Regions from separate parts of the Homo sapiens genome. Here region 1 is linked to region 2. The links are chromatin loops, found by intact Hi-C in ENCODE. Cell type or tissue: HCT116. All regions are shown on one strand. Each heading gives the region's core, and the rest is flanking DNA. Links, peaks and the distances in the headings are about the cores only.

Evidence for each region. Peaks named below come from ENCODE experiments on the same cell type or tissue, not always from the same donor. Only the 100,000 strongest peaks of a DNase experiment are listed, where the experiment ranks them.
Region 1: a loop joins it to region 2, with 7 times the contacts of the local background. A loop is called at or near these places in 90 of 110 quality-filtered maps.

What each region holds. Positions count from the first base shown.
Region 1 is chr19:49,143,625-49,153,307 of GRCh38, forward strand. PPFIA3 (PPFI scaffold protein A3) reads left to right here. Exons shown (of 30, transcript NM_003660.4): 22 at 2,319-2,381; 23 at 2,542-2,568; 24 at 4,459-4,634; 25 at 5,042-5,139; 26 at 5,369-5,544; 27 at 5,633-5,701; 28 at 5,923-6,094; 29 at 6,456-6,527; 30 at 6,612-7,402. The coding sequence ends at 6,514. HRC (histidine rich calcium binding protein) reads right to left here. Exons shown (of 6, transcript NM_002152.3): 2 at 9,637-9,683; 3 at 8,686-8,754; 4 at 8,380-8,434; 5 at 7,893-7,929; 6 at 7,574-7,708. The coding sequence ends at 7,672. Among named protein-coding and RNA genes, the nearest start is that of HRC, 6.9 kb to the right of the region's middle. RefSeq lists enhancers at 5,899-6,118, 7,708-8,317. In HCT116, for the core only: CTCF peaks have their summits at 2,404 (motif pointing left) and 2,620; DNase peaks (open chromatin) are centred at 2,677, 5,817, 6,257, 8,247 and 2 weaker places; H3K4me3 peaks cover 4,522 bases; H3K27ac peaks cover 5,905 bases.
Region 2 is chr19:49,094,367-49,102,366 of GRCh38, forward strand. SNRNP70 (small nuclear ribonucleoprotein U1 subunit 70) reads left to right here. Exons shown (of 10, transcript NM_003089.6): 5 at 4,061-4,125; 6 at 4,276-4,338; 7 at 7,024-7,105. Among named protein-coding and RNA genes, the nearest start is that of SNRNP70, 13 kb to the left of the region's middle. RefSeq lists enhancers at 5,550-6,405, 6,406-7,259. In HCT116, for the core only: CTCF peaks have their summits at 3,628 (motif pointing right) and 3,831; a DNase peak (open chromatin) is centred at 3,585; H3K27ac peaks cover 1,367 bases.

The sequences.
Region 1 (9,683 bases), core at 1,684-9,683, 51 kb after region 2:
GGCCTCCCAAAGTGTTGAGATTACAGGCGTGAGCCCCTACGCCTGGCCCTCGTTCCAACTTTTGATTACGAGACATTTCAAACATACAGAAAATCATGTGTACCCAGTTCAGCGATTCTCAAACTTTTGCTGTACTTGCTCTGTTGTGTGTGTGGGGTGGAGGCGGGGAGTGGGGAGTACAGGTTGAGTGTCCCTTACTTGAAATACGTGGGACCAGAAGTGTTTAGAATTTCTGATTTTAAAAAGTTTTTTTTGAATATTTGCATATAAATGAAATATCTTGGGGATGGGAGCCAAGCCTAAACATGAAATTCATTTATGTTTCATATGCATCTCATACACATGCCTAAAAAGAATTTTATACAATATTTTATTTTTTATTTTTATTTTATTTTTTCGAGATGGGAGTCTTGCTTTGTCGCCAAGGCTGGAGTGCAATGGTGCGACCTCGACTCACTGCAACCTCTGCCTCCTGGGTGCAAGCAATTCCAATCCTCTGCCTCAACCTTCCGAGTAGCTGGGATTATAGGCGCCCACCACCACGCCCTGCTAATTTTTGTATTCTTAGTAGAGATGGGGTTTCACCATCTTGGCCAGGCTGGTCTTGAACTCCTGACCTCGTGATCCACCTGCCTCAGCCTCCCAAAGTGCTGGGATTACAGGCGTGAGCCACCGTGCCCGGCCTACAATATTTTAAATAGCTTTGTGCATGAAACAAAGTTTTGACTGCATTTTGTTTGTGACTTGTCACATGAGGTCAGGTGGGGGATTTTCCTCTTGTGGCTTCGTGTCAGCACGTAAGTTTAGGGCCAAGCACTGTGGCTCACACCTGTAATTCCAGCATTTTGGGAGGCTTTGGATGGCCGATCTCTTGAACCCGGGAGTTCGAGACCAGCCTGGGCAACATGGCAAAACCCCATCTCTACTAAAAATACAAAAATTAGTCGGGTGTGGTGGCGTATACCTGTAGTCCTAGCTACTCAGGAGGCTGAGGTGGGAGGATCCTTTGAGCCCAGGAGGTCGAGGCTGCAGTGAGCTGTGATTGTCCCACTGTACTGCAGCCTGGGTGACAGAGAAAGAGTGCATCCAAAAAAAAAAAAGTTTAGAATTTTGGAGCATTTTGGATTTTGGATTTTCAGGTTGGGGATGCTCAGAGACCTGTACTTGAATGTAATTGGAGAAAGTCATAACATCTTAGCCCCCAAAATTACTTTAGTGGGTCTTTTTCTTCCTTGTAAACACCACATCCTTTATCACACCTAAGGGCATTCACATTGTTGTTAATTTCTTTTTCTTTTCTTTTCTTTCTTTTTTTTTTTTTTTTGAGATGGAGTTTCACTCTGTCGCCCAGGCTGGAGTGCAGTGGTGCGATCTTGGCTCACTGCAACCTCCGTCTCCCTGGTTCAAGTGATTCTCCTGCCTCAGCCTCCTGAGTAGCTGGGATTAAAGGCACACGCCACCATGCCCAGCTAATTTTTGTATTTTTAGTAGAGATAGGGTTTCACCAACGTTGGCCAGGCTGGTCTTGAACTCCTGACCTCAGGTGATCCACCCGCCTCTGCCTCCCGAAGTGCTAGACCACTCTCAGCCTAATTTTTGTATTTTTAGTAGAGATGGGGTTTCTCCAGGTTGGCCAGGCTAGTCTTCAATCTCCAAAAGTGATGTGCCCGCCTCAGCCTCCCAAAGTGCTGGCACTACAGGTGTGAGCCACCACGCCTGGCCACAGTTGTTAATTTCATTTACTATTCACTCTGTATTCAAATTTCCCCAACATACTTAAAATATGTTCATTGTTTCTCCCCCACTAGGACGAAAAGTGTCTGTCGTGTCCCTTGCCATATCCCACACCCTATGACGGTGACTGGTGCCTGACACTCACCAGAAGTACATAAATGTTTTTATCCTTGTATGGATTCCTAACTCGTGAGGTTGTTGGGAGCAGAAGCTCAATAAATGTGAACCCCCCCCGCCATACTCCCTAAACATTTGCACCATGGCTGTGTCTGTCCCCCACTTCTGAATCCTCATTCTGTACCTCTGTGTGAGGTCAGCGAGGTGACGTCATTTGCACAGGGCCACACAGCAAAATGCATGGCAGGGTCCCAATTCCAACCTGAATTTGTTCAACTCCAAAGTCACATTGCCTGGTACATGGCAGGTGCCCTATAATAAGAATCATTCCTTTTCTCTGTTACTGCTTGCCCCAGAAAGCAGGAGGGACATAAACGTGTGGCCCAGGGCCTTCAGGAGGACACCCTCCTTCCTCTCCCCCACGCGAAGCCCTCTCCCACCATCCATTAACACTCCCTGCCCCTCAGTCCACAGGAAACGTGTGGATGACACACGAGGAGATGGAGTCCCTTACGGCCACGACCAAGCCCGTGAGTGCCCCCTGCCGGCCGCCTTGGGGGTGGCACTAACCTTCTTTGGGGGTGGGGGCGGGGACCGAGTCTGTGGCCATCCCTAAGTCCGCTCCTTGCGTCCTCCTCTGCCTGCCCCTTAACTCACCCCTTCTCTCCCCTCTTCCTACTAACGGGTCAGGAGACCAAGGAGATCAGCTGGGAGCAGGTAGGGGGCGCGGGGCGGGGCGTGAGCGCATGAACAGGCTGTGCACGACGCATGGATGCCCCTCCTCCGAGCCCTGCCCCTGCCTTCACCAGAACATGCCATCATCCCCATGGGGGGGCGCTGCGCCAAGCTTGGCTCTGGACTGTTCCATTATGGCTTGGCGGTGGGGAGGGTAGAGGGGATGCGATGTGGAAGCCCAGACTGTTGCATAGTCAGCCTTATGCATGGACCATTTCATCATCGTGGGTTGTGGGGGCTCTAAGGGGCTTCAATTCTGTAGCTCAGGAGAGACTGAGCAGCCGGTGTCCCTATAGTGGAGGGGGCGGGGGCTACAGTGGACTGCTCAGTGTACCAGGGCCAAGGAGGACACACTGGCTGTGGTGGTGGTGAGGCAGCCAGGCTGAATGAGAAGTTGGGGAGGAGGAGCTACACTTTGTTCTCAAGAAACAAGAGGCGGCCGGGCGCAGTGGCTCACGCCTGTAATTCCAGCACTTTAGGAGGCTGAGGTGGGCAGATCACCTGAGGTCAGGAGTTTGAGACCAGTCTGGCCAACATGGTGAAACCCTGTGTCTACTAAAAATACAAAAATTAGCCGGGTGCAGTGGCTAGCGTATGTAATCCCAGCTACTTGGGAGGCTGAGGCAGGAGAATCGCTTGAACCCAGGAGGTAGAGGTTGCACTGAGCCGAGATTGCACCATTGTACTCCAGCCTGGGTGATAGAGCCAGATTCCATCTCATAAAAACCAAACAAATAAACTAACAAAAAAACCCAAGAGGCATGAACTCACTGTCCACGGAGGAATTATGTTTGACTGTGGTCATAGATCACATATTTCCAGCCAGGGGGAGGCGTGGATTTTGTGCTGATGCTGAAAGGAGTGAGGGACTTGGGACTCATCTGGAATATTGTCCTGGGCCAGATATAACATTAGACAAGTATTTTCAGGACATTGCAAGAGTGATGGCCCTTTCTTAGTGGGAGAGCTGCCTTGAAAGAGTCCATTGTCCTGACTTGGGGGTTTAGTGACGTTGGACTGCAGTGAGACAGAGTTAAAGCAGTGCTTCCCCAAATTTAATGTGTAGTGGGGTGGCACACACCTGTAGTCTCAGCTACTTGGAAGACTGAGGCAGGAGGACCGCTTGAGCCCACGAAGCTGAGGTCAACCTGGGCAACATAGTAAGACCCTGTCTCTAAAAAATAAACAAATACAGCCAGGCGCGGTGGCTCATGCCTGTAATCCCAGCACGTTGGGAGGCTGAGGTGGGCGGATCCCTTGAGGTCAGGAGTTTGAGACCAGCCTGGCCAACATGGTGAAACGCCGTCTCTACTAAAAAATACAAAAATTAGCCGGGCGTGGTGGCTCGTACCTGTAATCCCAGCTACTCGAAGGCTGAGGCAAGAGAATTGCTTGAACCTGGGATGGGGAGGTTGCAGTGAGACGAGATCGTGCCACCGCGCTCCAGCCTGGGTGACATAGCAGACTCTTTCAGAAAGAGAGAGAGAGAGAGAGAGAGAGAAAGAGAGAAAGAAAGAAATTTAAAAATAAATATAATGTATATTTCGAATCACCTGAGGGTCTTGTGAAAATGCCGATACCGACTTCAGTAGGTCTGGAGTAAGGTCTGAGATTCTGCAATTCCAGCAAGTCCACAGGTGATGGTGACGCTCTAGGTCTCAGGACAACTGTTTGAGTAGCCAAGAGTATATGCTGTCATGAAGGGCTAGGAGACAACTCTGGATTGGTCCATTATCCTGAGCAGAGATTGGTCATTGTCCTACCATGGGGTGGGAAAAAACCTTGGATTGGGAGGTTGGACTGTACCCCTCTCATGCACAGTGGGAAGGGGCCAGAGGGCCTGACTCTTCCCTCACCTGCCCATGGCCCCAGATCCTGGCATATGGCGACATGAACCACGAGTGGGTGGGGAACGACTGGCTGCCCAGCCTGGGGCTGCCCCAATACCGCAGCTACTTCATGGAGTCGCTGGTGGACGCTCGAATGTTAGATCACCTTAACAAGAAGGAGCTCCGGGGCCAACTCAAGATGGTGGACAGCTTTCACAGGTGGGGGCTGCCTGGCCAGTGGGGACAGTCCAAAGGGAAGCCCCACCCCAGAGAGTCTTTGGCCAATAGGATTGGCCATGGGAGATTCCCAGGCTTATCTTGGCCCTTTTAGCCTGAGTTCTCAGGAAATCCTGACTCTGTGCTCCTTTCACCAATGAGATGGTCCACAGGAAAAGTTCAGATCCTGAAATGGCTTGGCTAGTTAACCCTGGACCCCTTCCAGGCTGGCCAGTAGGAAGTGCCTATTATTGAAAATGCCTCACCTCCTGAGGGGGTCAACAGTCAATAGAACTTATCAGCTCCCCACCCTTTCCAAGAAGAGCGCAGCCAGTGGGGAGGGACCCGTAGGAGCAGCAGTCTAGGGGACTGGAAAGCTCATCCGTGACTCCACTTCCCCTGCTGCTCAGGGTGAGTCTACATTATGGGATTATGTGCCTGAAACGGCTCAACTATGACCGGAAGGACCTGGAGCGGAGGCGGGAAGAAAGTCAGACCCAGATCCGAGGTGAGTAGAGCCTAAGGGTCCCTTTGGGAGCCAGGTGGAGGGCGTGGAGCTGGATGGGGAGGAGAGGGGGTAGGGGGAGACCGGAGAAGCAAATTGGCACCATAACCGTGGGGGTGGAGCCAGCGTGGGGGGCGTGGCCCGAAGAGACCAAATGGAGGTGGAGGTATGGGCTAAACTGAACTCTCCAGGCCACGGGAGGGGCACGGCTGAGGGTCCCTTCCGTCCCCAGACGTGATGGTGTGGTCCAATGAGCGGGTCATGGGTTGGGTGTCCGGGCTGGGCCTGAAGGAATTTGCCACGAACCTCACGGAGAGCGGGGTACACGGGGCACTGCTCGCCCTGGACGAGACCTTCGACTACTCCGACCTGGCCTTGCTCCTGCAGATCCCCACGCAGAATGCACAGGTGAGCTGCCGCTGGGCCCGGAGCATGCTGGGCGTCCCCACCTCGCAGACTGCACGCTCCAACCGCCCCCTCCACCTCCTCTTTCCAGGCCCGGCAGCTTCTGGAGAAGGAATTCAGCAACCTTATCTCCTTAGGCACAGACAGGCGGCTGGACGAGGTGGGCGCGGCAACAGCTCAGAGGGCTCTGCTCCCAGCGGCTCCTCGAGAGGCTGAGCTGAGGGGGCGGGGCCTGACTATTAATGGTCACGGTTGGAGGCGGGGCCAGGAGAGGGGCGGGGTTAAAGGAGAGGTGAGACCCGGAGAGGGGTGGAGTCAAAGGAAGGGGCGGAGTCAGACAAGGCAGGAGTCCCTCACCGGCTGTCCGGCTCCTATACCTAGGACAGCGCCAAGTCTTTCAGCCGCTCCCCATCCTGGCGGAAGATGTTCCGGGAGAAGGACCTCCGAGGCGTAACTCCCGACTCAGCTGAGATGTTGCCCCCCAACTTTCGTTCGGCTGCAGCGGGAGCCCTGGGCTCTCCGGGGCTCCCTCTCCGCAAGCTGCAGCCAGAAGGTGGGGGGCTCCCAAATGCGACAGCCCTTCCTCGCTTCCCTAGGGTGGGGCATGGACCACCTCAGTAGTCCGGGTTCTGGAATGGCCTAGTCCTTTCTCGCCCACCCCTGAGGAATGGACTGCTCCAACGTTCCGGACTCCCCCGTCAGGATGAAATGGATAAATCCCACTCCCCCTTCCCAGGGCGGGAGTGAACTCGCCCAATGCGAGTTTGAGTCCTTGGCTGCGGGGAAGGGAGGGAAACCCATGTGGAGCCCGGCGATCGTTGTGACATCGGGAAGGGAAGTCCAAAGGGAGGAATCCTGGAGAGGAACAGGGAGGAGGGTGCTCCAGGCTGAACCGCTGCTCGCTCTCCCTCCAGGCCAGACTTCTGGGAGTTCCCGGGCAGACGGCGTTTCGGTCCGGACCTATTCCTGCTAGTGCAGGCCTCCAGGTGAGGACCGTGCTGGGCGACCTTGGGGGTGCGGGGCGGCACGGTGGATCTTCACTGCTCCACGCGCTGCCCGGCGTCATGCAGGTGACCTCACTCGGACGGAAGAATCTTCCCGAGGCTGGGCTGTTCCCTCTCCTGCCCGGACTGTGGCCTCGCCGGGGAGAGCGGGCGGGGGAGCTCGCGCCGAGGACTGGACCATCTGTACAGACCAGCGGGAGTGCGCGCGCCCGCCTCGCACAGGGCCGGGGCCTGGACCAAACCACATGAACTGGACTGAGAGGGGGAAGAAGCGGGGAGGAAGAAATCCCGCCCCAAACGTCCGCTTTCCTTTTCTCTACTTTGTAATTTATTGATCAGTTTCTGTTGGGAGACGGGTGTCCTTTACCCGCGGGAAGGGGGCGGGGCTTCCCTCCCGGGCCGCATGCGGGGAGAGGCTGCTCCCTCCCCTTTTTCCTGCCCAGTCGCGGGGCCCAAGTCTTCCTTCTTCGTCCGAAAGGAGGGGAGGGGGGACTCGCTGCTACAAGCCTCGCCCCCTGTGCCACTCAGCTCCGCCCCGCCGCGTCCGGTCGCCGGTCCCCCGGGTCATCTGCGGGCGGGTTCCCCTCTCCCTCCCCCGTGTCTCGTGTCCCCGGGGCCTCACCGCCCCCCGTGCTGTGGCCGTGTCCGTGCCCCGGGGGTAGGGGGCGCAGAATGGCGCTTCCCCTTCTCCTCTGGCTCCGGGGTTTGCATGGGAGAATCCTCTTTCCACGATGCCGCTGGGCGACGTGGCGTGGGGGCAGGGGGACGGTGGGGGAGCCCTCGCCCCCGACTCTCGGTCGGCCTCCCCGCCCCAGGCGTCACTCAGTGATCACGGGTAAAGAGAACTGTTTCAAAAAGCTTCCTTGTTGACTGATTTTTTTTTTGCGGGGGGGGGGGGGGCTGTTCAACCAACCACCTCGAGCCAGGAGTCCAGGCCCCTCATCCCTCAAGTCTAGGTCCAGGTCTCTAGACCCTACCCGCATTCCCCGATGCCCTGAGATTCCCAGACCCCACGTCTGACAATGAGGTTTCGGGGAGCACGTTTATTCGGAGAAATAAATATAGCTCGTGGAAAGGGGTTGGAAGGCAGGGGGAGGTACACCTGCGTCGCAGTCGAGCGACTGGGTCAGGGTTCCGGCGTTTCCAGCATGTCTGCCAGGGCCCTGGAGACGAGAACGCCAGAAGTTAGACAGCTGGTGTTCAAAGCCCACCCCAGGACGCTTAGAGATCATTAACCTGCCCATTTCATGGACGGGGAAATGGAGTCCCAGAGTCATCTGATAACTCATAGCGAGACAAGCACTTCTCTAAACGGGGCTTTTACACGCTCCCCTTTTACACACTTACTGATAAAGGGACGAGGAGAAATAGTCAACGTAGCTTCCTGTGGGACAGCAGAGAAAAGAGGCTTGAGGGGTACTGCACGAGCAAAATTAGGCAGCCACTCAGTATAGCGTGCGAGATTAGTGCTAGCTCCACCTCCTTTTCCCTAATTCCTTCTTCCAACTGAATCCCTTCTACCGGACCCCTTTTTCGTTCTGGGTGATTCCGTTCTCCAGTAGCCCCGCCCCTTCGATTCCTACTTGAGTTGGCCTCGCCCATTAGGCTCTAAGCCCGCATCTCAACCCTCCACTCATTTCTGTCCCTTGGCTCCAGCAACTCCACCTGGTGTTCCTCGAGCCAGGCCCCGGCCCACGTGCTCAGAGCCTTGGCCACGCCTCCCCTCTTAGCCCCGCCCCACCAGCCTACCGGGCCAGGCTCCGCCCCCACCAGGATTCACCACGCTGGGCCCGGCACCTTCCTCAGGTTTTTCCAGGGCCCCGCCCATGCTCACCTGGAGCGCAGACCGTTTCGCAGACCAGCGGGCAGAGATAGCAGAACTGACAGTGCTGGAGGCGGGGACGGGGAGAGAGAGTGAGCGTGGGGCGTGGCCGGGGGCGGAGTTAGGATGGGGCCGGGACCAGACCCGGACCAGAGGCTAGGTCTAGGTTAAGGTTGGAGTCAGGATCGCTTGTGGAGTCAAGGTTGCATCAGGGGTAAGGGGTTGGGTCAGAGGCCAGGATTTAGGGCTGGGGGTCCTCAGAGGGTCCCGGTGCATCCTGAGGCCCAGTGGAGCCTTGAGTGTGAGGTGAGGTCTCACCTGGCACTGGTCGCAGTGCTCACCCATGTTCTCCTCATCACAGTGACAGCTCTCACATTCAGTGCATCGCTGGGGACCGGGGGAGCCTGGTTAGATGGAAACTCTAACGCCACTTGGGAGGTACCCGCCCCTGGCCCACCCCTGCACCCTGGACGCTTCCCCAGACTCTACCCTCTTTATCTCTAACACTGAGCTCTGTATCTGCCCCCCAAACCAGCCTCCCCTCCCCTCCCCTGCCCCTGGTTTCCTTCCTTTCCCTTTTTTTCCTTTTTTTTCTTGAGGCGGAGTCTCTCTCTGTCGCCCAGGCTGGAGTGCAGTGGCGCAACCTCAGCTCACTGCAACCTCCGTCTCCCGGGTTCAAGCGATTCTCCTGCCTCGGCCTCCTGAGTAGCTGGGATTACAGGTGCGTGCCACCACGCCCGGCTAATTTTTTTGTATTTTTTAGTAGAAATGGGGTTTCACCGTGTTAGCCAGGATGGTCTCGATCTCCTGACCTCGTGTTCCGCCCACCCTGGCCTCTTAAAGTGCTGAGATTACAGGCGTGAGCCACCACACCCGGCCCTGCCCCTGGTTTTCTATCTCAGGGCGACCCCATGTCTCCCTGTCAGGGTGGGCTCAGGTGCTCTCTCCACCCGCTCTCTGCCTATTCTCCCCCTAGCCTATCAGCCCCTGTGCCATCCCTCCTTCCCCCGACTCTCTTTGCCACAGACCCCTGTCTCTGTCCCCACACCCCAAGATGCAGCTTGGGTCTTGTCCTCTCCTTCCTGGACCACTGCCCCAGCCTCCCAGCCTTCAGTCTGTCCTCACCTCACATGCCTGCAGAAGGATCTCTTTTCTTTCAGAACTGACCCTGGCCTGCCCTTGCTCTGAGCCCTCCCACAGCACCACCCCAGGGCCCCTGGGACAGATTCTGGGGACACCTTGGTGGGTGGATCTGGGCTGGGGACATACATTGCAGAAGGAGCAGTAGCCACACAGGGACCCTGGCTGGTAGTTCC
Region 2 (8,000 bases), core at 1-8,000:
CAGGGGCCTCTAATTGCAACTACTTGGGAGGCTGAGGCAGGAGAATCACTTGAACTCAGGAGGCAGAGGTTGGGGTGAGCTGAGGTCATGCCACTGCACTCCAGCCGGGGTGACAGAGCAAGACTCCGTCTCAAAAAAATGCAGTGGGCTGTGGGAGGATAGGGATGAAACAAGTCCGTCCACGTGTTGATAATGGAAGCGGGCTCATGGGAGTTCGTTATACTGCTCTGCCTCCATTAAATGCTTGAACTTCTCCATAATAGAAAAGAAATAAAAGAATGGATCAAGTTCAGTAGGGTTTCTGTGCCCTTGAGAGCCTCCACTCATAGCTATAGAAGCTTGCTGTGCCTTGTCACAATGAACAGCTCCCGTCAAGGGGACGGTGCCTCCTTGCTGAGCGCTTGTACTTGGTGTTACTGACTTTCTCACAGCTTCCAAGTGCAGCAGGGGTTGCTACTCCCATTTTTAAGATAAAGAAATGGAGGCTTGTTGAGGCAAGCACGCTTCCAAAGAGTGAGAGTTCCAAGATGGGACCTCGAGTACCTCAAAGCCTAATTCCCAACTCCACGACCCACTTCCGTTGAGTCTCTGCTCTGGGCTGCTACTTAGATGAGCCCTCAACCAGTGATGTCCTGAGGGAGAGCTGCCGTCAGGGCGCTGCACGCATACGCTGGCTGTGGGGCGCTGCCCGGCATTGGGTCTGTGCTACCTTCTTTGAGCTTTTGTTCTCTATCTTCAGGACTTGGGGGTACCATTGCTTTGCTGCATTTGCTTTTTACCTTTAGTCACATTTGTGGCCCCCCCACCCCGGGTAAGCAAGTGCTCCAGGGAACTCACACAGTGTGCTGGGGTGGTTTCCCTCTGGCTGCCCTTCAGGAAGCTCAGCTGTTGTTTGGCCTTCGTCCACTCCCCAGCCCTGCAGCATTCATTGGTCCCACTGTCATGCTCCACAGTAACTGTTAGAATGCCTGCTGTCTGGCGTTGCCGGGTGTGTTTCCTTGCTGCTGTGACAGCTTTCAGCTCTTCATTAAATGTTAGCATCTTGTGAGGCTTTTTCTAACCTGCCTTGTAAAGTCACCCGTTTCTATTCTCTGTCGTCATCTGATGTGATCATAGGATCTCCTTATTTACCTCTTTCATTAGCATATGAACCCCATGAGGGTAGACACCTTTTTTTTTTTTTTTTTGGAGACAGTCTCACTCTGTTGCACAGGATAGACTGTAGTGGCACGATCTCGGTTTACTGCAACCTTCATCGCCTCCCTGGTTCAAGCGATTCTCTTGTCTTAGTCTCCTGAGTAGCTGGACCACACCCAGCTAATTTTTTGTGTATTTTTAGTAGGGATGAGGTTTCGCTGTGTTGATCAGGCTGGTCTTCTTGAACTCTTGGTCACAAGTGATCCGCCTGCCTTGGCCTCCCAAAGTGCTGGCATTACAGCTGTGAGCCACTGCGCCCAGCACCTTTTTTTGTCTTGTTTACTGCGAAATCCCCAACAACTATAGCATTTCCAGGCACATAGTAGATGCTTAAGAATTACTTACTTACAAGAGCACAAACATCGGCGAATAAAAAGAATTACCTATTGAATGAATGAGAGTTAGCTGGTGCAAAAAAAAAAAAAAAAAAAGCCAGTGCAGATTGAGAGACCTGGCCATAGAAAATTACAACGCTCAGGGATAAGGTATGGCAAGGAACGTTTTTTGTTTTTTGTTTTTTTTTTCGCTTTATTGCCGAGGCTGGAGTTCAGTGGTATGATCTCGGCTCACTGCAATCTCCACCTCCCAGATTCAAGCAATTCTCCTGCGTCAGCCTCCCGAGTAGCTGGGACTATAGGCGCACACCACCATGCCCTGGTAATTTTGTATTTTTAGTAGAGACGGGGTTTCGCCATGTTTGCCAGGCTGGTCTCAAACACCTGACCTCAGGTGATCCGTCCGCCTTAGCCTCCCAAATTGCTGGGATTACAGGTGTGAGCCACTGTGCCCAGCCTGGCAAGGAACTTGAGGAGTGGGTGGAGAGAACGCTGAGATGGAGTTGTTTTCAGACGTTTCCATTTGTCCCAGATAGCGATTCCCTTAAATTGTGGCTTAGGCTTCTGTTTTCTAAAATATTCTTAGGCCAGGTGCGGTGGCTCACGCCTGTAATGCCAGCACTTTGGGAGGCCGAGGCAGGCAGATCACCTGAGGTCAGGAGTTCGAAACCAGCCTGGCCAACATAGTGAAACCCCGTCTCTACTAAAAATACAAAAGATTAGCTGGGTGTGGTGGTGTGTGTTTGTAATCCCAGCTACTTGGGAGGCTGAGGCAGGAGAATCGCTTGAACCCGGGAGGCGGAGGTTGCAGTAAGCCGAGATCTCGCCATCCATTGCACTGACCTTGGGCAACAAGAGTGACACTCCATCTCAAAAAAAGTACATTCCTTAAAGTCATCTTGACCTTAGTTTATACTTGTAGTTAAATTCTCTCATAAGAAACAAATCTGGCGGGACGCGGTGGTTCATGCCTGTAATCCCAGCACTTTGGGAGGCCGAGGAGGGCGGATCACCTGAGGTCAGGAGTTCGAGACCAGCCTGGCCAACATGGCGAAACCCCATCTCTACTAACAATACAAAAATTAGCTGGATGTGGTGGTGCACGCCTGTAATCCCAGCTGCTTGAGAAGCTGAGGCAGGAGAATTGCTTGAACCTCGGAGGCAGAGGTTGCAGTGAGACGAGATTGCGCCATTGCACTTTAAGCCTGGGCAACAGAGCAAGACTCTGTTTAAAAAAAAAAAAAATCTGAGACTTTATTTCTCTAGCTTCTGGCAACACCCACACTGTCTTCCTGAAAAGGTAGCACCCGAGGGTTCGGGGAAGGAGCCTGGTAGTTCAAGTGCCCGGGGTGAGAGGTGAAGTCTGCCTTGGCCCTTCGCCACTTTAACACCTCCCTTTTTCTGTGTCTCGAGTTTGTTCTGTTTTACTTCCATTTGCAAAATAGTAATAAATAAATATCAGTGTCCAGCACTGTGTCTGGGCCATAGTACGTGTTCAGTAAATTATATGTCTAATGTTCCATTATTGGAACGCTAAGCATGTGGGAGTTATTTATATCCTACTGCTCGGGTCATCACCAGGGTCTGATTTTTCACACGTGTCTGCAATTCAAAAAATTGCAACCTCTGGCATAAATGGGTTAATGTTATTCCTTTTCTCATGCTCTCCCAGAATGTGACAGGGCTTCCGAGGGAAACACTATACCATGGAAGAACCGGCAGAGTGTCCTTAAGGCCCCGGCAGGAGTCAGGGTCATTATGTGCTGGAGCCACCATATTTGGTGAAAAGGACTTATTCCCAGGCCTGACCCAGCAGGATCACCTATGAAATTGGTTTCTTAGGAGATTCCTGGCTCTTTTCTTTGGAGATTGTTATTCCTTAGTAGCCAGGTAGAACAGTTTGCCTCACAGTAGTGAGGCTGGAGTGAGAATCTGATCTGACGCTAGTCAGTTCCTGGGTTCCTTTTTAGAGACACAGGGCACAGACAGGAAAGCAGAGCTTACTTAGTGTTTGCTTTCCTGGCTCTCATTCTTAGCCTTGGGGCAGCTTGGTCTCAGGTTTTCCTGTGGGCTGTAGTTGCAGTCTGTGTCCAGTAGGTGGCAGTGTGGCCCTGCCTACAGGAGGGAGCTCAGAACCTGGGGGCATCAGCTGCATCTCCAGGGAGGCCCAGTTGGGCTATTACTGTTTGGATCACCTTGCATCTGGGAGCGATAGGGCCCTTAGGGTTTATGTAGGTCTGAAATGGCAGTTGGGCCTGCCCACATCCTGTCAGCTTGAAGTCAGCCTTACCTCCTCTCCTCAGCAGCCTGGATTATCTCTCAGCCACTCTGATAAAGCCCACTGTGCCTCAGAGAAACAGGTTCAGAGAGGGGCGTCCCTGAGGTTGCCAGGTCACCACCCATGTTCCTCCAGTTAGGGGCCTCTCCCAATGCCACCGTTTTCTTCTTGGCCTCTGCCCATCGTATTTGTTTTGCTACCTGAGACCATGGACACCTTCAACTTATAAAATTCCTTTCTTCCTGCACAGGGGACCCTCACAATGATCCCAATGCTCAGGGGGATGCCTTCAAGACTCTCTTCGTGGCGAGAGTGGTAAGTCCCCAGCTCCTAGCTCCTGGAACCCCACGCTGCTGAGAGCCTGGGTCTGGCACAAAGGTCAAATAGGCTAGGTACAGGGGAATGTTCCAGGGGCTGTGGGACAGCTCTGTTCTCCCATTTAACGTCATATCCATCTCCTTGTAGAATTATGACACAACAGAATCCAAGCTCCGGAGAGAGTTTGAGGTGTACGGACCTATCAAAAGAGTAAGTGGAGTGGGTCAGGGTGTTTGAATTGGGGGTGCATGGAGGAGGGGCTGTATCCTGAGAGGGAGGGAGAGAGGTCCCAGCCCTGAGCATGGCTCACACCATTTCAGGGCCTGGATTTATGCATCCTGACTGTATCTCCATGCAGCAGACCTTGGGCAGCAGAAGTAAAATGAGAAGTAATGACTGCTGGTGGTTGGTTGAGAGCAGGGGTTGGCAAACTACAGACTTAAAGTTTTCCTGCTGCTCAGCCAGGCAGGTCTGTTTGTTTACACATTGTCTTTGGCTGCTACTGTTGTAAGGCAGGGTTGGATTGTTGCAACAGTATACGGCCGTCCAAGCTGGAAATATCTACTCTCTGGGTCTTGGCAGAATACCTATGCTGAGTCCCGTTTTAGAGGAAGGCTTTGTTTTACCAATCTTCTTTTAAGTCACTGAAGTGCTCTGTGTCTGATTTCCTTTATCTAACATGGGAGACGCATGCCTTCACTGGGCAGTAGTGAGGGCTTGAGGCCATCCTACACACAAACTGATGTTAGCCATGTCTCTTCTCCCTGCTCTGTTTCTGATACGTCTTTTAAAAATATTTATACATGTCAGGCCGGGTGCAATGGCTCACACCTGTAATCTCAGCTCTTAAGGAGGCAGAGGCGGGAGGATAGCTTAAACCCAGGAGTTCGAGACCTGCCTGGGCAATATAGCAAGACCCCGTTCTCCACACAAAGGAAAAAAAAAGTATTGTTGGGCCAGGCACGGTGGCTCACGCCTGTAATCCCAGCACTTTGGGAGGCCGAGGTGGGCGGATAACCTGAGGTCAGGAGTTCGAGACCAGTCTGACCAACATGGTGAAACCTGGTCTGTACAAAAAAAAAAAAAATACAAAAATTAGCTGGGCATGATAGCGGGCGCCCGTAATCCCAGCTACTGAGGAGGCTGAGGCAGGAGAATTGCTTGAACCCAGGAGGCGGAGGTTGCAGTGAGCCGAGATCACACCACTGTACTCCAGCCTGGGCAACAGAGTGGGACTCCATCTTAAAAAAAAAAAAAAGTATTGTAGGCTGGGCGTGGTAGCTCACGCCTGTAATCCCACATGTTGGGAGGGCGAGGCAGGCAGATCACCTGAGGTCAGGAGGCAAGACCAGCCTGGCCAACATGGCGAAACCCCGTCTCTACAAAAATACAAAAGATTAGCCGAGTGTGGTGTCTCGTGCCTGTGTGTGTGTGTGTATGTGCATGTGTATATATGTGTACACACACACACACACGTTGTTCTGCCTTGCACAGCCCAGTGACAACCTTGGCCCCACCCTTGTCCCTCTGATCCATTCAAGTCAGGAATCTTGGTTGTGTTTTGGAGGCTGTGGGGTCCCAGGTTCATCCATGATACAGGTTGGTCGCCAACTGGTAGTGATGTGAATGGCGAACTAGCCATCCTTTAGGGACCAGCTCAAATGCTGTTACCTCCCAGAAATCTTCCCTGGTTCATTCTGGCCACCTCTGTCTCAACAGCCCTGCCTTGCCCGTTGTTCTCCCTGACATGGTCCCCAAGGGGTCTTTCTGACATCCAGAGCTGACCCCATCTCTGCTGACAGCATCCCATGGGTCCCTAGCATGTTAGGACAGGTCCAGCTGCCACCATCTGGCCTTCCAGGGCTCTTCCCCAAGCTGTGTGGCCTCATGGACCTCCACCCCACCCCATCTCCTCCCTTCTCTTGCTGCCATCCTCGGGATGGGACGCATCCCTCATCGTGCCACGTTCTCTCAAGCCTCCCTGGCTGTGCACGTGTCCTTTCTTTTTCCCTTAGAACTTCCCTGTCCTTGGCCAGGCACAGTGGCTCACGCCCGTAATCCCAGCACTTTGGGAGGCCGAGAAGGGCAGATCATGAGGTCAGGATTTCAAGACCAGCCTGGCCAACATGGTGAAACCCCATCTCTACTAAAGATACAAAAAATTACCCAGGTGTGGTGGCGCACGCCTGTAATCCCAGCTACTTGGGAGGCTGAGGCAGGAGAATCGCTTGAACCCGGGAGGTGCAGGTTGCAGTGAGCTGAGATTGAGCCATTGCACTCTAGCCTGGGCAACAGAGCAAGACTCTGTCTCCAAAAAAAAAAAAAAAAAAAAGAATTCCCGTCCCATTGGCATTCACAACTCCCTCCTGTTTCCCTAATTCCATTTGTGTCCTCCTGACTCCACGTAGACCACCCACATTGGCCCTTCCTTGCTCAACACCCTTCCCAGCTCCTCAGCGACCACACTTCTCGGCCTGGCATTGGGGCGCTTGATGACCCCGGGCCTGCCCACCTTTGTGGCTTCATCTCCTGGGACTCTCTGTCATCAGTACATGAGCCAGCCCTGCCGAAGCGCATCCCCAGCCTCCTGCCCTCCTGCCCCCGGGCCCTTGGACCTCTGGAGTTACTGCTATTCCACCTGACAGGCTGACACCTCACTGTCTTCCTTCATCTCTCTTCTTTCTTTAGGTCTTAGCTTAAGTGTCATTTTCTCCAGGAAGCCGCCTCTGTGTCCTCTGCTCCTGCCATTAGAACATAAGTCACTCAGGGCTCTTGAAGGACAGAGAGGGTCTGAGGCCTCATCCGGCCCAGGGCCTGGTGTGCAGGCTGTTGTGGGGTTGGTGGGGCGGAGCCGCCCTGTGGCAGGACTCACCCCTGTCCCCATGTGCCCCACAGATACACATGGTCTACAGTAAGCGGTCAGGAAAGCCCCGTGGCTATGCCTTCATCGAGTACGAACACGAGCGAGACATGCACTGTGAGTACCTCCCGCCGAGCCCTGCCCTCTGACCTGCTCTCACTTCTCTGCTGCCCCAGCCCCTCCCAGTCTGTCCCCTCCCCCACCCTGCCACACCTGACATTAGCGATGTCTCTTCTCCTCCTCCCTCTGTTTCTGATGTATCTTTTTTTTTTTTATATACGTGTTTTTTAAAAAACAAAAACCAAATCCCCCACAACGTGTGTGTGTGTGTGAACCTGGGGAGGTAAGTGTCACACGTTGAACCTCAGGGGCAAAGAGGGAACTGGGTGGGGGGCTGGGGCCAGCTGGAGGTGGGGGGAGGGGTCGGATTTTGGGGGAACCTCCCCCATTCCCCCCACTGAAGTTGGGGGTGGCCAGGTTGCAATGAGGACTGGCCTTTGAACCTGCCCTCTCTTCCCCCCCCAGTAGAACTGGGGCTGGGCCACCCGACCCTCCGCTTCCCCAACCCTGGCCCCCCACCCTGTTCCTCAGCGGGCAGTGGGGTGATAGGCATGTTGAGCGCCTGCCCCTACAGTTCCAAAGCCCCCTTTGAGGCTGCCGCGGCGTCCACATGGGCAGGGATGGGTGGGGGAGGGTGGGCAGGGCTGCGGCGTGTCCAGGGGCCGCCGTATTAATTGACTGTTCTTATTGTCACTGCAGCCACCACGCAGCTGGCTTGCAGCTGATGCTTACGCTCCCCTTACAACACCTCAGTGTATGGTTGGTATAAGGGTTTGTATCATGGGTAAGATCACTCAGCACCGCACACCAGCCCAGCTTAGCCAGGCAGCTCAGGAGCAGCGAGGCGCCCCTCCTCCCACCCCAGTCGCCCCCGTAGCCTCCCCGCACCCATGGCCCTTTCCTTGTTTGGGTGCCCTTTGTCCCTCCTGCCCCGATCCGTATGCTCTCTGAG